Regions from separate parts of the Mus musculus genome. Here region 1 is linked to region 2. Evidence: chromatin contacts called from ENCODE Hi-C or POLR2A ChIA-PET data. All regions are on one chromosome and are shown on one strand. The core of a region is the stretch at or near the end of the contact, and the rest is flanking DNA. Distances in the headings are between cores, read along the strand shown. Region 1 holds the start of Chrm4 (cholinergic receptor, muscarinic 4). Region 2 holds the start of Arhgap1 (Rho GTPase activating protein 1).

Region 1 (4,824 bases), core at 1,063-3,562, 270 kb after region 2:
TGCCTTTTCTGTGCCTTGACCTTCCTTGCAGGAGTGTACTACGGAACTCCTTCAATTTACTTTCAGACCCATAAAATCAATCAAACCACTGCAACTCGCAGAGTACAGGCATCTTGAGACCTGCCTTCCTTTAAGGGAAAGAAGTTGAATTAAAATATTTGATGGGTGGAAGGACACCCACTGCCAAGCTTATTCTACTACAAACAGATGTATGCCTTGGTTTGACAGGAGAGACTCTGAATTTCTTGAGTGTAAACAATGTGCTAAGTGTGCTTGATCTACCCCCATCAAAACCCCTCAAGTAATGACTTCAGTTATCAGGACCACGTGACTAACAGCCAAGGTACACACAGCTGGGTCTGTCATCAACACAGAAGTCAAGGCACAGGGGAAACCGAACATGCTCTCTAGTTGATTGCAAACAGGATATAAAGAGGGTTTGTGATATAGTGGTCTAAAAGTGAGCATGCCTTAACTACCCGTTCTGATTGGTTAGTCATACCTTGTCTCCACACCAGTTCCTTAGGAAGTCCACATCCAGGGAGAGCCTCCTTAGTGGTAAGCCTTTGCAGGACCCCTTACACATTACAACCACATGGTGTCAGCAGGATAAAGACTGGTAGTCCCTTAAGAAAGCGTTCCAAGACCCAGTTAGAACAAAGAAAGCAGAGAGACTAAATTGGGTCCCCTAGTTCCAGCTCAGCTTTCCAGAGTTCACCCGTGAGCTCTGAGATGTAGGTGGGTGAGGTAAAGGCCCAGGCTTCACAGATTGCATTGGCTTTGCCCGTGGTTGGAGGCGTTTTTGTTTTCTGGACCCTCCTGTCCTTAACAAGTCTCCTCATTTGACGGCTTAACATTCTGCCCTCTCCCATACACACAACACTTTCACTCTCCCAAGAGCACCCTGCTCCTGGCCCCCAGGGAGGGGGATATGGTAAAGTGGAAGATGTCGGTAACAACTGAGCCTCTCCTCTCCTGTGAAGTGGGGGCAAGAACAATAGCACTTCCTTCATTTTTTCCTTCAGAGGATCATGGAAGACCAAAGCGCCCATGGGAGGGAAGATGGCTTCTCACACTAGCCTGCCCTCAACTTTGTCCAATGTTGACGTCCCTCTCTTCAGCATGGAGAAACCTGAACCAGGAGCCTTCTCTCACGGACTCTAGCTCAAGTCTCCACTCATTCATTCTCTGTTCCTAACTCCTCTGTCGTTACAAAGCTATCCCTACCACTACCACTGTCCCCAGGAGCCCCTACCAGCCCTTGCAGGAGAGTAGAGGAGAGCTGAGACTCAGGTGGTTTTTCCAAGAAGTCAGCCGGCTTAAAGTTAATTGGCTGTTGACACTCAAGAAGCTTTGTGGGTGACCGGTACTCAGGACCCCGGGCGCGAAGGGGTGCATTCAACCCTGGCTGGCGGGTGCTTGATCTGAGCAACTGGCCTTCGCACCAAGGACGTGTGGGGCTGTCCGAGGTGCTGAACCTGCCTACTTTGGGCCTTAGCCTAGTACTGTTGCGGGAGGTCTAGGAGACTGGACTTTCCTTCATGGCCTGTTCTGTCCCAGGTGACCTTGGGCACCTGGCTTCCCCACATAGGCAGCGATGAACTCATTCGCGGCTGGATAGGAGACTCGTGCCATCTTCAGTCTCACAGCTAATGCGCGTCCCTTCCCGGGCGTGGAGAGTGACAAGATCTTTAGCCAGGGTAGATGCTCGCCTGTCCAGTCTCACCTGCTCTTCCCCAGGCCCCGACGGCTGCAGTCTTTTGGCTGTCCAGCGGCTATCAGGCAGCGCTCTGTCCCGACAGAAGCACGTTGCTAGATCTGCCCCGCCGCACACCAGGGGCCTGTTGGGGCCAAACCCTCAAGACCAGGATTTAACCTCAGGCGGAACGACGAAGGGGCTACAAGCCGTGGAGAGGTTCGAAAACACTTCGGTGTCCAGAGTGCGTGGTTAGGGCGGAGGCGGGGCTCATAGCCAAGCTTGGCCGCCTGGTTCTTCCCCAGCCCGCGAGGGGGCGCCTAGTCCCCATGACAACGCGGACAGCCCCCACCCCACCCCCCGGAGGGCAGAGCCGGAGGCTAATCCTCCCTGGCGACTGTGGGCGGTGCCCTCGGTGCTGGAGTCCGGAGTTGCGGGCCATCTCCCGGGAAGGGTGTGAGCATCAAGGGTGCCTGACACTCCAGGTGGTGACCCCCGCGCGTCGCCGCTGGGTGACCGGCCCCGGGCGGGCGGTGCGTCCCCACCACGATTGGCTGCTTCCCTGTGACATCACGCGGCTCGGAGAAAAGTGCGAGCGTGAGCGCGAGTCGGAGCCACAGCGCCGGGAGCTGCAGGCGAAGCAGGGGCCGCCCCTTGGCACCCTGTCCCCGCCCCCGGCCCCCGGCCCAGTCGCCCACCCCACCGACTCGCAGGGCCTCTGGCTAGTTCCGCCGTCTGTCCGGCGCCAGCGGAGCAAGACAGAAGCAGCGGGTGAGTAACTCCGCGGAATCGCGGGGGCGGGGGGCTTCTATGCAAGATGAGGATGTAGGGTTCTGGGACCCCCTGAAGGTCTCCAGAGGTGGGTCGGGCTGGAACAGGGCCCCAGACCCCTTTGAAAGGCAAGCGCGGTGCGGAAGGGGCGGAGAGCTCAGAGATGGGGCACCCCTCTGGAAGAAGGACCCCAGGTCTCTAAAAGGTTTCTCTAGGTGAACCTCTAGGGATTGGTGATCATTGAGAAGGCTAGGGGAGGAATAGTCCCAGCCCACAGCCCAACCCCGAAGCAGAGCAGCCGTCGGGTCAGGACCCACACTCCCTCACTCCCTCCCGTTGGCTCTTCTTCAAGGCGCCGGAAGATGAAGCCCCAAAGCGCCCGTTTCCCGCCCGTCTCCCTGCCCTCCGTTCCCACCTTGGCCCACCGGGAGCCTCCAGTACGCTCTAGCCCGTTGGAGTCCTCTGTCCGCGACCTTGAGCCCCGACGGAAAACACCCCTGTTCTCTCCTGTTTCCCTTCCCCCTCTCCAGGAGTACCCTCTCTTTTACTCATCCGGGGAGATACATCTCCCAGCCCTCCACCCTCCCAGCTCTTAGAGGAAGTGTTAGGCACAATGATTTGGCCCAATATCCAGCACCCCTCTCTCTTCCCCTAAAGTACAGAGGCTTCTCTCCGCCTCAGGAACAGTCCTGGGGGCCATAGCTTTCCTGAAGTGATCACTTAATAATCGAAAATCTACCCCACGGGCGCCCAGAGCACCCTTTCCCGACTTGTCCCCAGCAGGGGTAGGGGCTCGAGAACCCGCGGAAGCACATTGCCCACGCCCAGAGACTACAGGAACTGCGTGCCTGGGGGTTGATGGGAGGGCGGGGCATCGGAGAACCTTGGCCCTTTCGACCAGGACCCAGACGTGATGGAGCCGGGAGATGGGCCCAAGGGTAAGCCCCGAGATTGTCTTTGAGATAGACCTGAGCCCACAGCTTGGGAACTCGGTGCCTATTTTGACTGACAGGACTAGACAGGGCCTCTCCAGGGGTTGCGGGTTGAAGAGTGAAGAACAATTTTACCCTCCTGACCCAGGCCTCGACTGGGCTCCCCGTTTGGAGGCTCTACCCCTGCCCTCAATGCGTAGGGCACATCAAACTGAGCTCGGTGACCCTCACGGCTCGACGACTATCGCAGAGGCTTCTCGACAGAAGTCAGCCCACTGCTGGGACTGCACGCTCTCCATTCTTGACGATGCAGTTAGGACCAGGTGCCTGGGGCCACTAAGATAATGGTTCCAAAGTCAGGGTTTCTTCGCAGCCCAAATTTTGCTCCTTTCTCAACCCTTTCCCCACCCACAGACCGGGCGCTTGCCGGTGGTTCCCGCCATGGGAACTGGTCATTCGCTGATAGTCCAGCATTTGCTCCCGCACACAAATTCGCGGTTACGGCCACCCAAGCTCTATGGCCAGACACGCACACACATGCACACGCACGTGTCCACATGGCGCTGGTATGCTCACACGTTCAAAGGCGCACCGGTATCCAGGCGTGGCGGGGCGCACACTGGCACATGCAAACAGCTACTAGTGTCTACTCGAGCTCCCGAGTAGTCACACACAAACACAACTCGCACTCGTTTTCCCACCTACACGTTCCTTGATGGGTGCCTTGCGGGGTGCGGGTGGAATCCCGACGCCCTAAAGTTTTTCATCCTCGAAACCCTGGCCGAACCTAAGGGACCTTTGTGGCAACCTGGGACCACGGAGACAGGCAGTATCTCCCTCCCTTTGCTCCTTTGTGGGAGAAGCCCTGCCCTGACGCTTTTCTGTATTTGCGGTTTACTCTGGGACTTGACGTGGTGAACCTCCGGCTCGGGGTCCGGAGCTGGCACCGGGGACCGACATTGCCATCTAGCGGTGCTCACAGGCCAGGGTGATGGCTGCTTGCCTTCTCGGATTCTAGATGGGCGGGATTTGGGGGGGGGGGGGAGGCAGAGAATTGTGCCTGAAGGTGCTGTGGTCTGAACATCTGAGAGACTATCAGAGAAGTCTAGAAAGAAAACTGGGACCAAGTTGAGAAAACTGAATTTACCCAGTCTGCATCTGTCGGGGCTCCGGGAAGACCAAACCACCCACCATTCATCTGGTCATTTACTTGTCAAGGCTGTTTCTTGGTCCCAGGAGGACAAAAGGTCAAACCCAAGTGAGGGAACTGGAATATGAGGGTTCCACATCTAAGATGCATCTTGGGGGGCTTCTATCCTGTGTGGTTTGGGGAATATCTTGGAGATAAAGTGTCGCAGACCCTCCCCTTCTTACGAATGGATGACTTTGATCAGGTTCATTATCACGATGCCCTTCGGTAAGAGG
Region 2 (4,967 bases), core at 1,297-3,796:
AACTAATGTTTCCTGGATACATACCTGTGCAAAACCCTGCTGAATCCTCTTGCGGGGAGGCCACCTCTTCCTGTGTAGCAGACGCCTCTCCTGTCTCAGCTACTTCTTCCTCCAGCTTGGGGTGCAGGACACTTAGACTCTTCTGCGGAGACTGTGGGCGCAGCAGCAACTCAAAGCCTGGCAGTATAGTCTGGTCCACCTGCAGGTGTAGCTTCTCCCTGATCCAGACCAAGGACGCATTGCCATCACTCTGCAGTCTTCCCTCCTGCACCAAACTACAAGACAGAGCAGGAGCTGGCTCAACAGACCCTCCTCACGTGGCTTCCTCTGACCCCTCCGTCATCCCCTTGCATCACACGTTGGAAAAGACCGCCGGGAAGGCAACGAGAATTGGCTTCAGGTTCCATCCCAAGCAGAGCGTGTGCGCGCACTAGTTTTACTTACCTGGTCCAAGTGGAACTTTGCTGCCGGGGACAGATGGCTCCGCACGGGGCTAACGAGAAGTCCTAGAATAAAACAATGAGATCCCTTTCCCCGTGCCTGCGAGGAGTGAGGGGCAGACAGCAAAACAAAAGCAAAGCAAATCTGGGCACAACCTTTCTGGGGCAAAGCTAAGCTGAAACTTTTGGGATTTTTTTTTGATTGTTTTTGAAACAGGGTTGTCCTGGAACTCACTCTGTAGACCGGGCTGGTCTCGAACTCAGAGATCTTCCTGCCTCTGCCTCCCTAGTGCTAGGATTAAAGACATGCACCACTCCCCAACTCCTCCCCCACTTTTTTTTTTCATAAGATGAAACTCTAAGGCTAGCAGCAGCCTCTGAGGTTGCCTCTACACTATGGTGCTGTGTGGTTTGTTTTTTTTTTTTTTTTTTTTTTTTGGTTTTTCAAGACATGGTTTCTCTGTGTAGCCCTGGTTGTCCTGGCACTAACTCTGTAGACCAAGCTGGCCTCGAACTCAGAAATCCGCCTGCCTCTGCGTCTGCCTCCCCCCGCCCCCCTCCCACCCAGTGCTGGGATTAAAGGCGTGTGCCACCGCGCCCAGTTCTATGGTGCTGTTTTATATCTTCAGTCAGTGAAGACCAGAGAGTCCACTCACCTCTCCTTAAAGGTGTGGAAAGCTCTAAACAGCACAGCCTTTCAGCAAATACCAAACAGAAAACGCTGCAAGAGCACCAATACTTTTAAACAATCCTTACTAATGCTTACAAAGCACAGGCGTATTTGGCTTGCATCGTGTCCTCTGGTCTTCCAAAGGATCTCGGTAACAGCCACAACTTTCTTTTACAGGTGAGTAATATTAGGTGTGTAATTTAGCTAACTAGTTAACAGGTTTGAATCTGATCCTGGTAACCTTAGCTTCTGACCTTTGTCTCTGCCAACACAGTAGGAATTCAGGTTCTCACAACTTCTTTGCATCTGCTTTAGTTACTGCTGCTTAGGTAGAGCAAGACAGCGCTGCAATGAAGGGACAATTATTTCTCGAGTTTGAAAATATCCTGCTTCTAACAAACTGGAAGAGCTGTCCGGAAATGTCTGAACCTCCCCCAAACTTTCAGACAGATGTCCGACTCCTCAATACCTCCTCGTGCGGTGTCTTCATTCCCTCGCCCTTCTCCAGGACGGACTCATCTTCCAGAGGTCCCCAATGCAGGCCGGGCTGCAGGGGTGCTCCTACACACCAGACCCCCAAGTGCTGATTCCTGGATCTCGAGGGGCCCACGGCCAAGCCCTGGGGGAGGCTCCTTAGAACAAGGATGGCAGGGCTCGTACCCGGCGGGCAGGCTTTGAGGCCCGGAGCAAAGCCTTTTCCGGAAGGGCTCCATCCTGAATCCTGGCCCAGGGGTGGCTCTGGGGCTGCAGGGAGACGGGAAGGCAGTAAAGGAGTGGTCCATGAAGGCGTGGGGTTGGGGAAAGAGAGGTACAGGGTCAGCTATGACCCAAGAGTCCGAGGGATTAGCAAGGTTCTAGTTAGTAGGGCCCTTGAATGGTTGGGAGGGAGTCTAGTCTCTTAGGGCACCGGAGCAGGATCCCAGGCTCAAGAGAAAAAGGGATGTAAGGGAATGCGCTGACTAGAAAAACGCTGTGGCCATCTAGTCCAGGGCTGAGGGTCGCAGACATCGCAGGTCACTCACGGTGCGGCTCTATTTTCCCCAAGATCACCTCCTCCACCTCCTTCATCGTGGGACAGAGATTCTCTCGCCACTCCCCTCTACCGGAAGTGAGCGTTTTTGTCCCGGTTCCTCCCGGAAACAGTCCTTGATTTTCAAATTTAAGCTCAAGGAAGAATCCGGGTGGTTAGGCATCATTGAAGGATGGACCTGGGAGTTTGGAAGTACTTGACAGATAAAACCCTGTCCGATGGGCGATACGAACCTAGGATTTCAGAGGCCCGCTAGTTTCCTGCATCTGGAAAAGCGGAACCCAACTCACTCACTTTAGGTAGCGGCGAGTCGGACAGCTCGGCTAATTAACCTCACATTTTGTCAGGTGATTGCCGGAAGTGGGCGGAGCACCAAGAAAGCCTTGTTTGGTCCGGGCAGCAAGCCGGAAGTAGGTAGAAGAAATGGCGGAAGTGGTTGGGGAGCTGGGGGCCCCCGAGGGGGCGGTTCCCATTCCCATCTCGGAGCCGGATGTTTGCCGAGCTTTGACAGGCGTGGCAGAGGAAGCATTGCCGGAACGAGGTGAGCTGCGGAGCGCGGGGTCTCTTTGGGCGTGGTGGTGGGGAAGAGCTGCTCTGGTCAACGGAAGGAATTGGGTCGGAAAGGGGAAAATCCGAGGCAGTGGGTCGGGAGTGGAATTGGGCCCGAGGGCCTGGGTCTCTTCGCTGCCGGGATTTTTCCCATTTCGGCGCCTGCAATGAGAAGACAGCCACTTTCTCTGACTTGTTCCTGCCCTCCCTCTGCAAGGCATAGGCCAAGCCAGAGCAAGCCGGTGGGAGGGAGGGAGAAGTCGTCCTGATCAGATCTGGCATAGCACTGAGAGCTAGAAATCAGGGGAAGTGATCCACCTTGTCACTTGATAGGCCGTGCTTTCATCTCACTTTCTTGTGAAACGAAATACACTCCATTCGTTGTTTGTTTTCGGACTCTATGCAAACATGATTATAGTTTAGAGTTGCAGCCTTGTAGGATTTGGGTTTTTCCAAAGTCACAAAACAGTCTGATTCCAGCACCAGCAAGTACTGTGACTTCAGTTTGCCCTGAGAAGTCTGGCTGCCCTTTCGTGGCGCCTCTTGGATCCCAGTGAACTTTGTGACCGACAGTCACTTAAGATCACTGTTGAGGGGGTTGACTTTAACCTAGAGAACACCTCAAACTGGAACTTGTGGGTTAAAATCCTGCGTCTGGGTTCTATGATCTGTAGCAGTTTGCTCCCTCCCTCCCTCCCCCCGCTTTTTGTTCAAACTGTAAAATGGTTTTTATAGCATATGCTGAACTACTAGTGCAGTTGTGAGGTGAATTTGTGCCCAGTTCATAGTACAAATATCCGTTTCCTTCTCCACTTATGAAATTCATTCATTCATTCATTCAGCTAATGACAGTCTGCTATGTGAAGACTCTGAATAAACTCTGGTGCTATGTGCATCACTCTGAATAAATTGCTTTGGTGTGTGTGTGTGCCCGCGCGCGCTCTCTTGTCGCGCATGTGCTGGAGAGACCCTGTGTATGCAGGCAAAGCGCTCTACCACTGAGCTATGGACTTAGCCCTTGAAATAGGTTCTTAAGCAATAACAGGGGGTTTGTGAAATCTTTAAAATGCATGCAAGGTTTCCATGGATCTGTTCATTTTTCCTAGTGAAAAAGTCCACAAACATCAAGAATTTCAGAGAGAGAGAGAATCACTGTTTTACAAAAGTCAAAGCCTTTGCCTGAAGTGATTTTTTTTTTAATTTAATTTGATTTATTTATTTTTTATTTTTCGAAACAGGGTTTCTCTGTATAGTCCTGGCTGACCTGGAACTCACTCTGTAGACCAGGCTGGCCTCCAACTCAGAAATCCACTTGCCTCTGCCTCCCGAGTGCTGGGATTAAAGGCGTGTACCACCACGCCCGGCGCCTGAAGTGAATTTTAAATACTTTCTAGGTAAATGGTTTACCTGGTCCAAATGGAATATTAATCTGAGAGAGTGGCTTTTTGCAGGTGGCAGATATATTTCATTTCTACCATTTTATGTTAGAATTTCCCTTCTCAGGCTTCATCTACCCATTGACTAGCAGATAAACATCCGGCTCCCAGAAGGCACCAGAAGCAGGTGAGAGCGGCCAGGAAGCTGGCTGGCACTACTGTGCTTTTACTAGCGAAGGAGGTTATGTGGGAGTTGGAGGTCAGCTCTAGCTGCACTGACAGAGAGAAGTTCCCAGGGACAGAGGTGGGGGTTGAGCTCAGCTTTCTTCTCCATAGTCTCCCTCTCTGTCCCTTGCACATAGCTCAGCTTCTGAGCAGGATAAAAGGAAAAGCTTCTGAGCACGGAGAGGCACAGCTCTGGGAGGGAGGAGCCTCTGCTTCTGCAGATGAGCAAAGTTTAGGCCAGACAGGAAAGGCGCTTCACTTGTCTGCGATCTTTGCAGTCCTCAGCTTAGTCGGGACTCTAACCCAGTTTTCCATAGTCTTGGTTTCTTGCTTTTTCTATCATACCCGGTACTTACTGTGTACAAAAAGAATTCTCTGGGGTAGCTGGGAGGGAAGATCCAGGACTCCTTGAGCCTGGGCAGGAATAGGAATGGAGAGAAGACTTTTAGGCAGGAGGAGGTTGCTGGACTCTGTCCTATAACAGCCAGTGGTTCTCAGCCTTCTTAATGCTGTGATCCTTTGATACAGTTCCTCATGTTGTGATGATGCCCCCCAGCTATAAAATTGTTTTTGTCAATACTTCATAATTGTAATTTTTCCACTGTAATGAGTTGTAACGTAAATATCAGTGTTTCCCACTGGTCTTAGACGACCCCCGTGAAAGTGTCAGTTGATCC

The links. A loop is a pair of places that touch in the nucleus more often than their neighbours do. ChIA-PET counts read pairs that join two places held with the same protein, here RNA polymerase II (POLR2A).
Region 1: a loop to region 2 is called in a map of left cerebral cortex, with 3 times the contacts of the local background. The contact joins the promoter of Chrm4 here to the promoter of Arhgap1 in region 2. A Hi-C loop is called at or near these places in 1 of 37 maps with a recorded cell type or tissue (left cerebral cortex). POLR2A ChIA-PET finds 5 or more read pairs at or near these places in 1 of 5 experiments (embryonic stem cell).

What each region holds. Positions count from the first base shown.
Region 1 is chr2:91,919,877-91,924,700 of GRCm38, forward strand. Chrm4 (cholinergic receptor, muscarinic 4) reads left to right here and starts at 2,313. Exons shown (of 2, transcript NM_007699.2): 1 at 2,313-2,467.
Region 2 is chr2:91,647,572-91,652,538 of GRCm38, forward strand. It overlaps Arhgap1 (Rho GTPase activating protein 1), which reads left to right and starts at 2,547. Exons shown (of 14, transcript NM_001359970.1): 1 at 2,547-2,681; 2 at 4,193-4,252. It overlaps Zfp408 (zinc finger protein 408), which reads right to left and starts at 2,220. Exons shown (of 5, transcript NM_001347175.2): 1 at 2,133-2,220; 2 at 1,580-1,854; 3 at 445-506; 4 at 25-275. The coding sequence starts at 2,178.